2 separate regions of the Homo sapiens genome follow, and region 1 is linked to region 2. Evidence: chromatin loops called from intact Hi-C (ENCODE). Cell type or tissue: endothelial cell of umbilical vein. All regions are shown on one strand.

The links. A loop is a pair of places that touch in the nucleus more often than their neighbours do. Peaks named below come from ENCODE experiments on the same cell type or tissue, not always from the same donor. Only the 100,000 strongest peaks of a DNase experiment are listed, where the experiment ranks them.
Region 1: it touches region 2 in a loop (4-fold over the local background); 2 of 110 quality-filtered maps call a loop at or near these places.

The regions. Positions count from the first base shown.
Region 1 is chr5:148,395,817-148,403,816 of GRCh38, reverse strand. FBXO38 (F-box protein 38) reads right to left here. Exons shown (of 22, transcript NM_205836.3): 3 at 4,685-4,818; 4 at 1,672-1,835; 5 at 1,304-1,469. Among named protein-coding and RNA genes, the nearest start is that of FBXO38, 16 kb to the right of the region's middle. In endothelial cell of umbilical vein, no CTCF peak of the experiment used is centred here; DNase peaks (open chromatin) are centred at 2,076 and 4,866; H3K27ac peaks cover 4,197 bases.
Region 2 is chr5:148,969,787-148,977,786 of GRCh38, reverse strand. No RefSeq gene overlaps it. Among named protein-coding and RNA genes, the nearest start is that of MIR584, 89 kb to the left of the region's middle. RefSeq lists an enhancer at 7,140-7,721. In endothelial cell of umbilical vein, no CTCF peak of the experiment used is centred here; DNase peaks (open chromatin) are centred at 2,666 and 4,556; H3K27ac peaks cover 4,277 bases.

The DNA of each region.
Region 1 (8,000 bases), 570 kb after region 2:
AGACAATAGGAGCTCTGCTAGCAAGAATAACTAGAGAATGTAAAATTGCAGTACTTGAATGGTCAGTTGTTTATAAAGGCTAAATTCTACCAAATGTTCTTATTGTAACCTACAAGGATTACCCCTTAACTTGTTCCTCTCAAAATAGCAGAGTTAAATTTAGTTTGAACTATGCACACACATTGTATAGCAACAAATGGGAAGTAAAATTAAGGATGAGACAAAAGGACAAAAAGCAGAAGTGAGGTACAGATTGAGATGTAAGATGCAGAAGTCACAAAGGTTAAATTTAGCATATATTGTAATACTATGAAGATGGTAGTACTGATTGTACTGATTAGGAAACCCAAGGAAGAAGGGTGAGACAGATGCAGAGAAGACAGTATACCCCAGGCCCAAACCACTTTCTGTCTCAAACAAACTCTATAAACAAAGGACATAACTGCCCATTCTCCTGGTAATGTTTATTTTTATTAATTTACCACACCTCTGCATCACCATAATACAGTGTTAAACTGTTAAATGATTCCCATAAATTAATGCATTTTAATAAAACTTACCCTGTACTTATATTTGCAATGAACTGTGACAGGCATTGTAGAAAATATAAAGATATGGAAATAAGTCTTTGACCTTAAGGAGCTTATATTATAAATTCCAGATATTACAGAATCCTTTTACATCTAAAAATCCAATTTCAAACTAGATATCACTCCCTGATCTTATAAATGAAGGGTTGCTAGAAATCTTTACTCTTCTCCCATAATTGTGTATCTAAGTCTTATTTAAGACCTACTCCTTATCATTCCTGATGCTCTCCCTGTACCACCTGAGTTTCAGAAATTTCCACTTCTTTAGACCATCCCCAATACCTAGAATAATGCTTAAAACACATATACTCTCTCTCTCTCTGTGTATGTGTGTGTATATATACAGAATAAAGTAGTAAACAAATATTAAAGGCCAGCTATATTAACAGGGACCCCCGAATTCCTTTCAGTGGCCTAAGCCAAAGGTGACAAATTTGAGAAAATATTTACACTTTTTACTTAAGTTGAAGTTACTGGTATATAATTTCAAAGAATATTCAGATGGAGAATGTACACTTGTGAAGCAGTATTTCCCTCACACCAGTGGATCTTTAATGGGAAATCGGAATTTTTATACAGATCTTGCAAACATTTATTTTGCAATCATCAATCAACAAAGCCATCTCTAAAATTCTCATTATTCTTTTTCAGTGAATATTCACATTTTATGGCATTTCAAGGAGTTACAAGTGACCCAAGAAACATGTACTCACCAACTAAATGTAAAGTTTGAATTTTGGCTCCTATAGGAATTTTCAGTTTATTTTCAGGAGGAATTGGAAAAGCTCCATTACGATTACGAAATTTCCCCAAAATATGAACATGGGGCATATATGTCCAAATGGATTCTACCAACTCCAAATGAGAAGTTTCCACACCCTAGAAAATAATGCCAAAGCAAGCATAAGAAAAGACTTTAGTTTAGCATCCAAAGCTTTATGTACCACAAGATGCTAAGTACACAATGGAACTTAAAAGTTTGTGACAGATGAGATTTGCATGTGAGTGAACACGTCTATCATTCTTTGGTCTATTATTTCATAAACAGTTGATGCCAAAATGTTCAACCAGGTGCACTCACCACTAAGTTTGGGCATGCCTGCAAAGCTTCTAGGACTCCTGGAATGCTAAAAGCCTCATGGCCCCTTACTCTTCGCCTCTCAAGGTATCGAGGGTGAAGGCCATATAGCTGTTCAACATCTGGCATCTTCTTTAATAGTGTTAGAAAACTGGCATCTGTAAAGCCTGAGAAGTTCAGAAGTATTTAGAGCCAGGTTCATCTTTCTGTTCATTAACATTTACTAGGCACTCGTGATTTTTACCAAAAGTTAAAAAAGACTTCCTCTTCAAATTTCCGTAAAGCTAACACTAAAGCTGAATAAACATAACAGAAAATATACTCCTTTAGTAACAGAGGAAATGAGTCAGAAACTCCACTTAATCTAAGTTAATACTTTATGGAGGAGGCTTTTATTATTGACTTTTTGGTTTTTGTTGCTTTTAAGGCATAGAAATCTTCAACAAAGAACACACTTTTAACCCAGATAACTTGGACCTATTTGGTGGATGGAGTGGGACCACCCACCTGATCACCACCACCCTCCTCCTCCCCCATGGGTACTCTCGTCTGTAAAACCTTCAGGACTCTATAGAACACATAACTAAAAATATAAATAAGATATGATCCTCATCGTTAGGAAGCTCACAGTTCTGACCTAATTCCTATCTCAAATTATTCTATCCATTTTCTAATAATTACTCTGATACTCTGTCATATGTTTAACTATTACTCCCCCGCCATTTTAGACAATTAATTCTTTTGAAAAAGACAGATGCAAGTTAGCTAAGAGAACCAGAGTGATCCAATCTCAGGGTATGCTGTTGATAGGAAGCTATCTATCCAGGAGACCATAGTAGGAATCAACAAGATGGGAACAGAGAGAGGCAGGTTACTTCCACAGCAGGAGCTGTTGGTTAAGTAAGTGGGGAGACAAGTCTCATATAGATCCTATTTTAATCTGTTACAAGGGCTTTTTTATTTTTAATGAAAGTGGTCAGAAAGCCAACTGTCTGCTTATTAATGACAAAGAAAAACATTAACTGTCAAGAACAAAAAGTAGGCCCCAAATATTTAAGTCTTACATACTTTTTTGAAAGTTGTTTTATTTTTAAGTTATCTCATTTAACATGTAAAGTCCAGACATGCTAACTTTAGTGAAGAGTAAGGAGAGACCAGAGATTACTTGGTCTCTAATTATAATAACAGTTCTTATTACTTTCTTGTATAGTAACTTTTAATGACTGAACGATTCAATGTGTTAATCATTTTTTTTCATTTATTCTCACAACCAAATCAGAAAGGTTATCACCCCATATACAAGCATAAAAAATGAAGTTGAGAGAGTTTAAGAGCTTCCAAATGGCAGTGCTGGAATCTAAAACCAAGTGTAACCCCTGCAATGTTTATCCTCTTTTGTCATACATGTTGCCTCCCACGAGAGAAATGGGGAAAGTTCTATCTTCTTTACAGAGATGGAGTGAGAATCCAAAGAGATCATATACGTAAACCATAAAGTACTATTATATAAAGGATCTGAGTTAAATGCCAGATAATAGGCCAAGGTGGCATTAGTGAGCAAGGTTAGTGTGATCTTATCCTAGGCTAGAGACTGTTTGCTTCAACTCTCTTTTACATTCATTGCAAAGATGGGAAGCCTTGGGCTCACAGGTTATTTATCATAGCCTAAAAGTCAGCAACATGCAGTCAAATTCTTCTCTAATTGGTAAGTGGTAGTGATGTTAATGGTAAGACTATATCACATGGGAGTTCTGCCATCCTGTCTTTATATACTGTGTTAATCCCGTCTTCAGAATTCCAGCTGGCCTAACCTTTGCAAAAGTAAATCTAATATAAGGAATAAGACAATCATTTTCACACTGCCCTAATTTTTTTTCTTTCCTGACATACAGGATCATTCTGAAACAAGATGAGATGAGGCTTTTGCCCTTAGAATGGCTTTTATTAAATATCTGAAAGTAACCGTGGTTTGCCTCCCACAAACCTATTAATAAGCTCCAGCCTCAGGTGTTTGCAATGTTCTTTATAAGAAAGTATATATTGATAACTACTATGGCCAGCTGATAAGAGTTACCAACTGATTTGATGACTCTCTTGAAAGGATGCAGCATCCACCTGCACAATTCCAGTATTCCAGAGCTAATCTGTTCTGTTCTATAGAACAGAACAAGACAATTATCTCCTCCAGCCCTTCACTTCTATTAAGGCTTTTTTTTTTATTTTTATTTTTTGGTTCCCCTCTCAGCCTTATCCCATTTTCGAAGTCTCATAATCTGGACATCATAGAAAAAGGATGACTTTAAAAGACAGATTCATAATTGCAAAACAATAGTAACTAAATTTTACCAATTAATGGATTGGCGTTAAGTGAAAAGAAGCCTTAATTGCCTTTTATTTTAACTCTTTCAAGTATGCTTTGCTTAGCTAAAGCCATTAACTTTCTTTTCAGGTGGTCTCTTCAACTGGGAACAATTTGCTGTGGTTAGGAAGCTACTGAGTTCTTCACCTGTAAGGTCAGTCAGTGGCTTATTCGAGAATCTCCAAGACCTACTATAGGTCTTCTAAAGAAATTGGAGTTCTGTGGCCTATTCTACAAAAATGGCAAGTATTTATTTAACTAAAGGGTGCAGTTTAGTTGCAGAGGAAATCTATGATGAAAACTGTTACCATTCACCGGAAAACATGCATCAGACAGTAAAGGACACACAGTGTCTAATGTGATACACATATACTCAATTAACCAAAGGCTCATGTTCTCCAATCACAGATGTGTGGAACAGGCTGATATAGTTACTTAAGGACAGGAAATGAAAAGAGCAGACTATTAAAACAATAAAGCCTCAGGTAAAACGCATTTTACAACCTAAAACCCAACATAAATAATTTAGACAAAATCTTGCCAGCCTACAAGGTGACTTAGATTGCCTTTCTCAAGACAACAAGTAACTTTTTATGAAACCATTGTTACTACTTTCCAGTAGGACACTACTGTACTTCACAGACTAAATCCACTTACCACTTGGCATGTATTCCCACCACCGCCCTGCACAGAGATCTACAACTCTCACAACTCGCAGATATAGGGTCACTGCTTCCTTTAGCTTCCGGGAAAGACATTCCATACACATGATATCCTGCAGAGGGAGGTACCTTTGTGAGAGAAAGAAACTCGTATTTATCAAGTGGATAAGTATTACTTCTCACCAGTAAGTTATTTTTTTTTCCTTCTTCCAATCTCCTACCACTCAAATGAAATAAGATCTTAAGACAGAGATTTAAAGCTACCACACATACGGTCATACAGCTTTTTACTACAAAGGTAAGTCAGCAAATAGTTGAGTATCCAAATAAGGTATTGAGCTCCCTCCACAGGTCATTTGATAAAACCTGCCTTTCTTCTTTTGAGTTTTCATGGACAAAGAAAATCTAAAAACAAACCAGAAAAACAAAGAAAAGAAGAAAAAAAAAAAAACAGTGCTTTTCAAGATGTGATGAGAAAGGAACCTGAGAAAGATCAGAGAGAATTACTCAATTTGAACATGCACAATATTATTTCGTATCTTTTACAGAATCTACTCCTGCAGGGACATTCTGCTCCCTCTCAACTCCACCATCCTGCTCCTGCAAACTCTACTATCTTCTCCATCAACAAATATGTATACTAGTCATATAGTACACAATTTCTTTTCCCATTTTTTTTTTTTTTTTAACCTTTAAGGTCACATACACTGATAAAAGTATTGCGTAAAGTATTAAGACACCTCATGTGAATTACAACTTCCTCTTTTCCATTCTTCTTTATTATCTTTTCCTGAAACTTTCAATTAATCCTGACTTTTGTTCTGTTATATATTCTGAAAGGTCTATTTTTCTCTTAAGACCCCTCCACACATGCCTAGATTAATTAAATGTTTTGAAAAGTTAAAGCTACCTTTACCTACTGAACCTGTATTGCGTCACATTCTACTCATTGTTTCACAACAACCTTAAGAGGTAACTAGCTGGTTCCTGTTTGGCATACAACTCTCTCCCAGTCCTTTATCTCCCCCTCTCTGACCTGCTGTGTTCCCTACCCCTCTCTGGCTGTTAACTTTAGCCAATGAGATGCACCAGCTGGAGGGCTCCAGGTGGCAATGCTGCCTTTCTACTGCTGCTAATCCCCTAGACAAATTCTTCATCATCCCTTACTTGTTCCCTAAACTCCATCTACATCTCTGTAAATAGTCCCTTCATTAAATTATCTTCAAATTCCAGGTAAGTGTATTTTCTGTTATCTGCTGGCACTTCACTGACATAGTATACACTATTATTACTCCATTTTATAAGTGCTGAAATTAGCTCAGAAGAATTAAACCTGCAAAATGTCACATGGCTAGGTAAGAGGGAGAAAGGGTCAGGAATGGCAAACACAGTTTTGTCTGACACTAACTCTTAACAACACTGCTAATTCTAAAAGAAAAGTCCACATATACCTGTTGAATATTTAGCAGATCCATTTATTTTTTCTACTTCTCGTCCCTCTTCTTACCCCTTTAAAATGATTTAAATCAAATATTATACAAAATAAATCATCACTGCTAGCCATAACTTAATTTACTCTATAACTTAGATTATAAGCAGAATTTTTCAGAAACATGACAACACATTTTATAAACAATGAAAAACATTAAATTTGCTTTCTAAATAAATTTTGCCACTGTAATATTTTTCTCCTAAATATTGTTATCCAATGTATTTGCCTAGGTTAAAATTCTACTCCCTTTAAATACAAACAGACCAATAATCACAAAATCAAGATTATTTTACATCATATTTTCCCTAAGAAGTAGCATATTTTTTCTTCATAGTTATATAGTCAAAGGACTAGAGTTCAGAAGACAGATCAAATATAACACTTTAGAAAAGAGAGCATAGCAGGGACAGCAAAGATTAGGTTTCTTTTAAGGAAGGCCATAGTTTTTCTTGTTTTATGAAGACATGCTATGTAGTTACTACACCACCACAATGAATCCTCAAATCAAAATTTTAGAAGACTAAAAAATGAAACAAAATTGTTTGTTTTTAGAATAAACACATGAAGTTCAAGAACTAAGTTCATGGTTCTTTCTACGTGCTGTCAAATGCTGTTTTCTCCACTGTAACTACCATTATATATTGACTTGATTCTACCCTTTCCATTTGAATATTCTGTTTGAACTGCACAATGTTATATGATCTATTTTCAATTTAGATTATGGTCCAATGGCCAGGTGTGGTGGTGTATGCATGTAATTCCAGCACTTTGGGAGGCCAAAATGGGAGGATTGCTTGAGGCCAGAAGTTAAGACCAATCTAGCCAACAAATCAAGATCCTGCCTCTACCAAAAAATGAAAAAATTAGCCAAGCGCAGTGGTGTGCGCCCCTAAGGCAAAAGGATTGCTTAAGCCCAGGAGTTCAAGGTTGCAGTGAGCCATGGTCATACCCTGCACTCCAGCCAGAGTGAGACTCTGTCTCAAAAATATATACATATTATATATTGTCCAATTTTTTCACAATATATCCTAGCATTATCCAACTTTATCCCTAGATGCAATTTTACCTATGTGTTCTTAAAGAATTTTGAAGGATTTGTTTAATTCACTGACCCATTTTGAATTTAGCTGTAAGACATGAGATAAAAATGTGCTTTTATTTTTTTCTCCAAATGGTTTGTAGGTTGAGACATCATTGCTGAATAGTCCACCCAACTTTTCCTCACTGATGTGAATACAACCTTGTCATAAACTAGATCTCCACATGTATTTGAATGGAGCCTATGTTTGTCTCCTTTACCCAACTGTCCAGCTTTCTTTTCCAAAACATTTTAGAATGTAATTGAACATCTGGTAGTTGCAAGACTCTTTTTCTGAAAATTTTTGGCTATTCTGACAGACTTTTTTTCTGCCAGATGAACGTTAATATCATTTTGTTCTGTAAAAAAAAAATCTATCATTTTAATTTGGTCTTCTAATCCCAGACAGAACTGAACTAGCAAAAACTACAATGTGTCACAGAATAACGAACTGCAGGAAATAATGACATACACATTTATATTAGAAAAAAAAATACAGTGCTTAGGATCTCCTAAAATAACTGTTATTGCTATTTTAAAACTTCATAATCTGCAAATATTCATTTGTAGAAATTCAAAACATTCCTAAGAACTTCATATATGGAAATTTTTCATAGGTAAACTACCTAAAATAATGGAAAATCCAGATGCTTAGAGAAGTTTATTGCAACCATAATTGCAGAAAACAGAAAAACTGAAAACTATCTAGATGTCAGACAAGGGAAATGATAAGTACCATGT
Region 2 (8,000 bases):
ATGCTGCTGATCCCAAAATCTAAGCCTCATGTGACACTCAACGCCATCAGTCCACTTGATTTTTATTCTTATCCTGTGATGAGTTGCTTTGTCTCATTATGTGAATCAGGAAACTGAGCCGTAGGAAGCTTATGTTTGAGCTGTGTGACCTTGGGCAGGCAGCTAGGCTCATTTCCTCATCTGTAAAATGGGGTTGGGGGTACTTCTGCCTGCATTAGAGGACTGCTGGGGAGAGCAAATGAACTAAAGCACATCCTGTTCTTAGCACAGCGCCTGGCACACAGCAGGGACTCAGTATTTGGTCATTTGTTTATTTTCTAGGACTTGATCTAGGTTTTCAGCCTCCAAAGCTGTGGTTCTCTCTCCCAGGTTAGTAGAAACTAGGGGTCAGCTCAGCTAGAGGATGAGGTTAGGAATGAAAATACTTAGCAATAATTGAATATGGGGGCCGTCGGCTGGCAGAGTTTCCTCAGAAGTGTGGTGAGTTCACGTCTCCAATTCTGAGGATATTTGTACTGGAGCTTTGCCCATCAAAGCTTCTTCTTTCTCAGACTATGCTGGAGACACACAGGCATGTCTTTTGGTCTCTTCTTTTTGCCCTCTAGACCACACACTCACACAGCTGTCCTGACAACAACCATGACCTCAGACCCATCAGAGTTCAATTGCAAAGACCACAGTACCCTGTGCTATTCCAGGCATGGCTTCTGGAGGAGAGGCCCAGATTTCCAGTTGGCCTCAGGTGACACAATGATGACTGAGTTTACAAGCTTCTGTGGCCATTTCCATTTAAACAAAGGAACAGCATGTCGTGCCTCTATTCACTGTCCTCTCAGCTCCAGTTTTTGAGGCTGACATTCCTGAAAGTGCTCCAAATCCTGGGGATAGACTCAGTCTGTAGTTCCTTAGTAGAAATAATCTGTACAGCACTTAATAATTTATTAAGCACTTAATTTTATTTCATGGCTTTCAAAAGGACATAGAGCAGATATTATCCAAATTGCAAATGAGAAAATTAAAGAGATTAAGTAATGCCCTCAATCACTCATGCAGTAACTGCCTTCCAACTCTGAGTTCATTTAATCAACCTATATTTATTGAGCAGCCAGTATGAAGAGGCCCTGTGCTGGGCCCTGGAGAGAGAATATTGAGGAAAAGCAGGCAAGTCCTTGCGTTCATGGTGCTCACATTCTAGTGGGGAAGACTTATGTTAAACAAATAATCACCCATATAAATACAACAGTGCCTCTATGATAAGAGCCAAGGAAAACAGGTGGTGTTGCTTTGACAGCCTAATAGAGAGGGGTTTGACATAAAAGAGAAGGCTTCCCTGAAGCTACTGAGCTGGGATTGTTTTTTTTTTCTTTAAGTCTTCTTTGCTATTTATTTTATTTTATTATTATTACACTTTAAGTTTTAGGATACATGTGCACAACGTCAGGTTTGTTACATATGTATACATGTGCCATGTTGGTGTGCTGCACCCATTACCTCGTCATTTAGCATTAGATATATCTCCTAATGCTATCCCTCCCCCACCGCACCACCCCACAACAGTCCCTGGTGTGTGATGTTCCCCTTCCTGTGTCCATGTGTTCTCATTGTTCAATTCCCACCTATGAGTGAGAACATGCAGTGTTTGGTTTTTTGTTCTTGTGATAGTTTGCTGAGAATGATGGTTTCCAGCTTCATCCATGTCCCTACAAAGGACATGAACTCATCATTTTTTATGGCTGCATAGTATTCCATGGTATATATGTGCCACATTTTCTTAATCCAGTCTATCATTGTTGGACATTTGGGTTGGTTCCAAGTCTTTGCTATTGTGAATGGTGCCACAATAAACATACGTGTGCATGTGTCTTTATAGCAGCCTGATTTATAATCCTTTGGGTATATACCCAGTAATGGGATGGCTGGGTCAAATGGTATTTCTAGTTCTAGATCCCTGAGGAATCGCCACACTGTCTTCCACAATGGTTAAACTAGTTTACAGTCCCACCAACAGTGTAAAAGTTTTCCTGTTTCTCCACATCCTCTGCAGCACCTGTTGTTTCCTGACTTTTTAATGATTGCCATTCTAACTGGTGTGAGATGGTATCTCATTGTGGTTTTGATTTGCATTTCTCTGATGGCCAGTGATGATGAGCATTTTTTCATGTGTTTTTTGGCTGCATAAATGTCTTCTTTTGAGAAGTGTCTGTTCATATCCTTTGCCCACTTTTTGATGGGGTTGTTTGTTTTTTTCTTGTAAATTTGTTTGAGTTCATTGTAGATTCTGGATATTAGCCCTTCGTCAGATGAGTAGGTTGCAAAAATTTTCTCCCACTGAGCTGGGATTTGAAGAATAACCAGGCAGGGCCCTGACAAAGACTTTTGTTTTTACCCTAAGAGTACTGTCCAGCCAACTGAGGGGCTCGAAGATGGATGTTTTGCACAGAAACTCCCTTAGCACTAATCTTAGTCCACTTTTTTTATCCTTGCCTTAGTCTCCTACTTCCCTGGGACATGCTTGAAGACAGAAATTAGCTCTTAAGTGGTGAGACCCAAAGAGACTAAATCTGAGCTAAGTAACTCAGTCAAGGCCCTGGCCACACATGCCATCCTCAGTGAATGTCCGAAGAATGTAGGCAGCAGGGGATTGAAGGCAAAATGCCAACATTCCGAACAGGCAGGAAGGTGAATGATTTATATCATGAACATGCAGGTCGGTGCCTGAAAATGAGGACAGCAAGGAATCTAGAATGTTCCATCTTGGGCACCCTTTCATGCAAAATCAGAAAAACTTTTCCATTCCCAAGGAATAGAAGCTGGTAAGGTATGTACTCTGGGGTCTGAATGCCTGGGTTCAAATCCCAGCTCTTCTAGTTAGCAGATTCTAAGCAAATCACTTCTCCTCTTTTCCTCTTTATCTGCCAAATGGGGAAGATAAGATCTCTTCTAAGGATGTTGTGAGGATTAAATAAGATGATGTCAGTGAAGCGCTTGACACATGGTGAGTTTTAGTAAGCAGTCGTGATAGCATTATTAGGGGTGCTGGCAAAGAGCCTGGGCAATTTCACAGCGTGAGCCCCTAGTCTCTCACTTGTATGGGTGAAGACCTCCTGTGAAATATGATTAGCTGCTTCCTTCAGGTTTAGCTGATGAGTGACCTTGTCACTGCCCTAGTGGAAAAAAATAAAAACTCCTGAGATTGACATCCACAGATCGTCACCATGGGGGCCCTGCCTGATTTTTCACCCTCCTTCGAGATCACTTGCGTGGCCTGCAGTACCTGCTGCTATTCCCCTAAAGCATCATGCCTTTCTATGGGAGATGCTCACCTGTATAACTGGTCACCTGGCTACCTCCTAAAGTCACATCCTTATGAATCCTTTCCCAATTTCCCCACAGAAAGTATTATTCATTCAATCATCAAGTATTTACTGTTGGCACATCTAATGTGTGCCAAGACTATTGGAGGTATTAAGGACATAGTGATAAACACAGGTTCAAAATTCCTGCCCCTGTGGAGACTCCGTTTTGTTTTGGAGAAACAGGCAATATGCAATATGCAAATAAATAAACAAGGTAGTGTCAGATACTGAAAGAATGTTTCCAGGGAGAAAACAGAGGTGACATGATAGAGACTGCTGGGGTGCATGTGGAGAAGCTACAGGGGATGATGAGATGACTGGGGAAGACCCGTTTGAGGAGGATGCATAAACTGAGACTGACTGATGAGCAGGAGCTAGCCAAGTGAAGTGACGGGAAAAGATGGTTCTAGGCAGAGGGACGAGCAGGGCAACCCGAAGCAGAATGAAGGGCAGTGGGACCAAGCAGAGTGAAGATGGTGAGGATGCTGTGAGTGCAGCTGGAGAGGCAGGCAGGGTCCAGGTCACACCTCGCTCTGAGACTCCCCCCATGCTTTGAGATAACTCCGTTGCAGTCTTTTCCACATTGGCATATAATGTGGGCATTAGGGACCAGGCTTTTTTTTATGTCTGTACCCCAAGCACAATGCGTCGTTCATAGTCAGGACTCACTAAATGTTGATTGAATAAGAGCCAATTTGAGACAGGGCCTCAAAGTCTGGAATGGATTTTGGGTGATGCAGCATGTCTAAGGCAGTCTTTGCTGAATCACCACCCTTGTTACACTTCTCTCCAAGTAATTTTGGTAGTAACTGGGCAAATGCCCAAAATTTGAAAACAGTTCCAAATTACAGATTTGGAAGACTTGCTTCTGACTGAGATAAGCATAAATCATCATCTCTTCTGGAAGGAGGCAGAGCCAGACAGGAGGTGTTCTGGAAACAAACATAAACTGTTGATCAAATTCTAATCAATTTCATAAAAGAAATTGTAGCTGAGTATAAGTGACATAAAAGGTAAGACAGAGACGTGACCTCCCCAGAACTAGAATAGGCTGGTGGGACGATAAACACTGGCAAAAGGGGACCCTGGGAGAGGGAATCTGAGGGCTGAGCGCGATAATTGGAAAACAGACCCAACCAGGATGAGACAGCAGCCAGGAGCGAGGGTCTGAGTCACCACTAAGGAAATATCGAGCCACACGCAGCTTTTCCTACCCGCCTAGTGAAAACTATTTGCTCAAATCCTGTTCTATTTCAGGAAGTGCCAGCTGCATCATAGGAAGTTCTGCTCTTTCCACATTAGGAACAAGAGTCACTTCTCTTTGCTTTTGGGTGTTCACAGGGCACCAGTTCTGGAGGGCACAGGGTTATTCTGCCACTCAAATAAGGTAGATCAGTACAGTCTAATCTGGGCAGTTAAGCAGGCTGCCTTCCCTCAGACAGAGAAAAGCTGAGCTTGAGTTACCTCCATAAAGGATGGCTTTCAGTCCCTCTGAGCAGCCCTAAAGTGTTCCTGTGTCAGCTCAAAGAGAAAAAGTGGCCAGATGTCATTCACTGTCATCTTCTCCTCTTTCTCCATTCTGGCCTGGGAGAAGAACATGGAAACCCTGGCCTCACCTTCCTGGAGAGGAAACCATGTGCAAGGACTCCAGAATGTGCCTCCTTTGCAGGCTGAGGCTTCTGTGTGTTCTCACAGCCAACTATTTCCCGGGGACATTGCTGAAAGCTGCCTTCTGAGGGGGATTAGGGGCAGGCAAGTTGCAGGTGACCTTAGTGGGTGAGAGAGGGTTTCTTCTCATTTATCTCCAGGCCTGATTTAAAGAGTTATAGTTGGTATGTGGTGAAGTTTGCCAAGTATGGGCTGTACACACTGAGGATTTTATAGGACAAGGAGTTCTTGTCGGGTGGCGCTGGGGATTTTTTTCTTCCTGAATTCCATATTACAGCAGGTTATCTAAGGATTATATTTGAATTTTGGGGTGTTCGGAGGTTTCCACAAAATTTTCTAGGTTTTATTAGAAATCTCAGCATATTTCTGTTATAAGACCCATGACACATGGAAAATGAGTGGATAGATAAAACAGAGAAAAAGGAAAATTGAGAGGGATCACTATATCTGCCACTTTGAGATGGGTTACAGTTGTTTTTCATCCAAAAGTTAAGTGGATCAAATCAGTCTTCGATTGTGGTAAAGAGCAAATCCAAGAGTTTATTCAGATGTTAGTTTGCTGATCTGCAGTCTACTGTAGGAACAGAGACTGGGTGTTTTTTCTGCCATTCATTTGCTATGTGACCTTGGTCCAGTAGCTGCCTGTCTCTGGGTTTTAGAGTTGGACTAGATAATGATTTCCTAAATGTCATGACTGTTTAACACAACATTAAAAACAATTAAATCATAGAAAGTTGTGCCTGATTGAATTCTCCTTTAATCTTCTTGATAAAGGAAAGAAGAAAGTCTCAGTGTAGAGTTAAAATATCTTCAACACTTCCTGAGCTTATGTTTTTACAAAATGAGAACAGCCTTCAAGCTCAATCTTACTTGGACTTCAAGTGTCTTTCTAGATGATATATATATATTTTTTGAGACGTTATTTTGCTCTTGTCGCCCAGACTGGAGTGCAATGTTGCGATCTCTGCTCACTTCAACCTCCGCCTCCTGGGTTCAAGCTATTCTCCTGCCTCAGCCTCCCGAGTACCTGGGATTACAGGCACCCGCCACTACGTCCAGCTAATTTTTGTATTTTTGGTAGAGACGGGGTTTCATCATGTTGGCCAGGCTAGTCTCGAACTCCTGATCTCAGGTGATCCACCCGCCTCTGCCTCCCAAAGTGCTGGGATTACAGGCAGGAGCCACTGTGCTTAGCTGATAATTTAATCATATTGTTTTGTCTTTGTTTTACTTATTTTTATGGTTACCTTTTATTTTAGACAAGTGATTCCAGTTTTCTGTTTACAGCAGTGATAGAGGGCTTTCTCTGAAAACAGATGTGTTTATGTAGATGAGAACACTTGAAGACATATATGAAAGTGTTATTGACATATGACAAAAACTGTGGGGTTGGTACCTGAATGGTTGGACTTTGGGAAACCCTGGTCTAGGTGACCTCTAAATGTTTTTCTGGCTCAGAGGGCTTATAAATATGAATGCCCCAGTTTCAGTACAGAGCACACGCTGCTGGCTTCCAAGCTGTCTTAAATGTAAGCTCTGTGTGCACAGCAATTGTATGTGGCTTTTTGGCCACTGTATCCCAAATGTCCAGTTCAGTGGGTGGCATGTGGCTGGACTTCAATAAATGATTCTGAAGGAATAAATGCATGACTCAGGTGAAAATGAGATATGACATCCCTTTTATGTTTGGGAGCAAAAGAGAAGAAAAACCCTTATATTCCAGACCCTGTTGGGCCTGAAACAAGAGTGTGGCCTCAGCAAGTATAGGTAGGTGCGTGCGCATCCATACACATAGCAGAGGACTTGGGACAGTCCTTATGTTACCATTCACTGCTGTGTGACTCTGGCAAGGGCCTTAATCTCCCTGAGCTTCAATTTCCTCATCTGTTAAAACACACGCACATACATGCACACACACACACGTGCACACACACACACACACTTTGTGTTTTAAATGTTTACCCAAGTTGAATTTTTGTGATATCATTGAAATTTACAGAACATATCTAGTACTGTTTTATTTTAAAAAACAACTTGGCCTTTGACATCTTAGATTCTCTCTGGAAAAAGGCAATGTTTAACTAATAAATAAATGAGTACATACATAAATTCATATATTTCCCTTTTATTTTCATTTTCAGTTTTTCTTGTTTTCAAATCTCATTGGCTTTTGGCTTGGAGTATTTTTAAATTGACTGGCTGTTTGGTTCAAATGATGTTTAAACAAGCTTTGGCGCGAGCTGCAGACCTGTTGTGCTTGCTGGGTTGAAGTTGGGTGTGCCAGCAAACTGCCTTGGCTAAATGACAGTTTAAATACAGCCAAACAGTTGGTCCTGCTGGGAGATTCATTGGTGGGAAGATTCCACAGAAACAATGCCCTGGCTCAGACATTCCTGCCCCTGCAGGGGGATCTGAGGGACCAGGTGGTCTCCTCAGGTCCAGGAGAGATTGCCAGACTCAGGGGGAGCCATCACTGACCTTCATTCAGGTGAATCTGTGTTCTCTTTCCTTCTTCCCCTGGGGCCCTAGTTGGCTCTGATTTCCAGCAGTAGTTTGAAGCTGCTGCCTCTGAAACTGGAGATGGTGAAACACAGGCAGAGACTGGACTTTCTCATCAGCCTCACTTCATATTTCAGGTGAAGGCTTGTCTTTGGATAGAGGCAGGAGAAGGGGTTTGAGACCATCTTTCAGACAAGGTCATCCCTGCTTCCTCCCTCCAACTCCAGCCATTTGGTTGAATTTATTAGCCTTTTCTGAGGGCAAAAGACAAACAAAAAAAGCAAAAAGGAAAACAGAATTCTGTGCAATGCAATGAAAAACCTCCCAGTGATTCAAACAGCATGAATAGTTATTACAGAAAGAGGAAAGTAACAGGGCCATTGTGATGATGAATTGAGACAATGTGGGTAAAGCATTGGAAGCTGTGTCCCACCTGTAGGAGACAGTCCATAAACTATAGCTATTATTATTTAACCC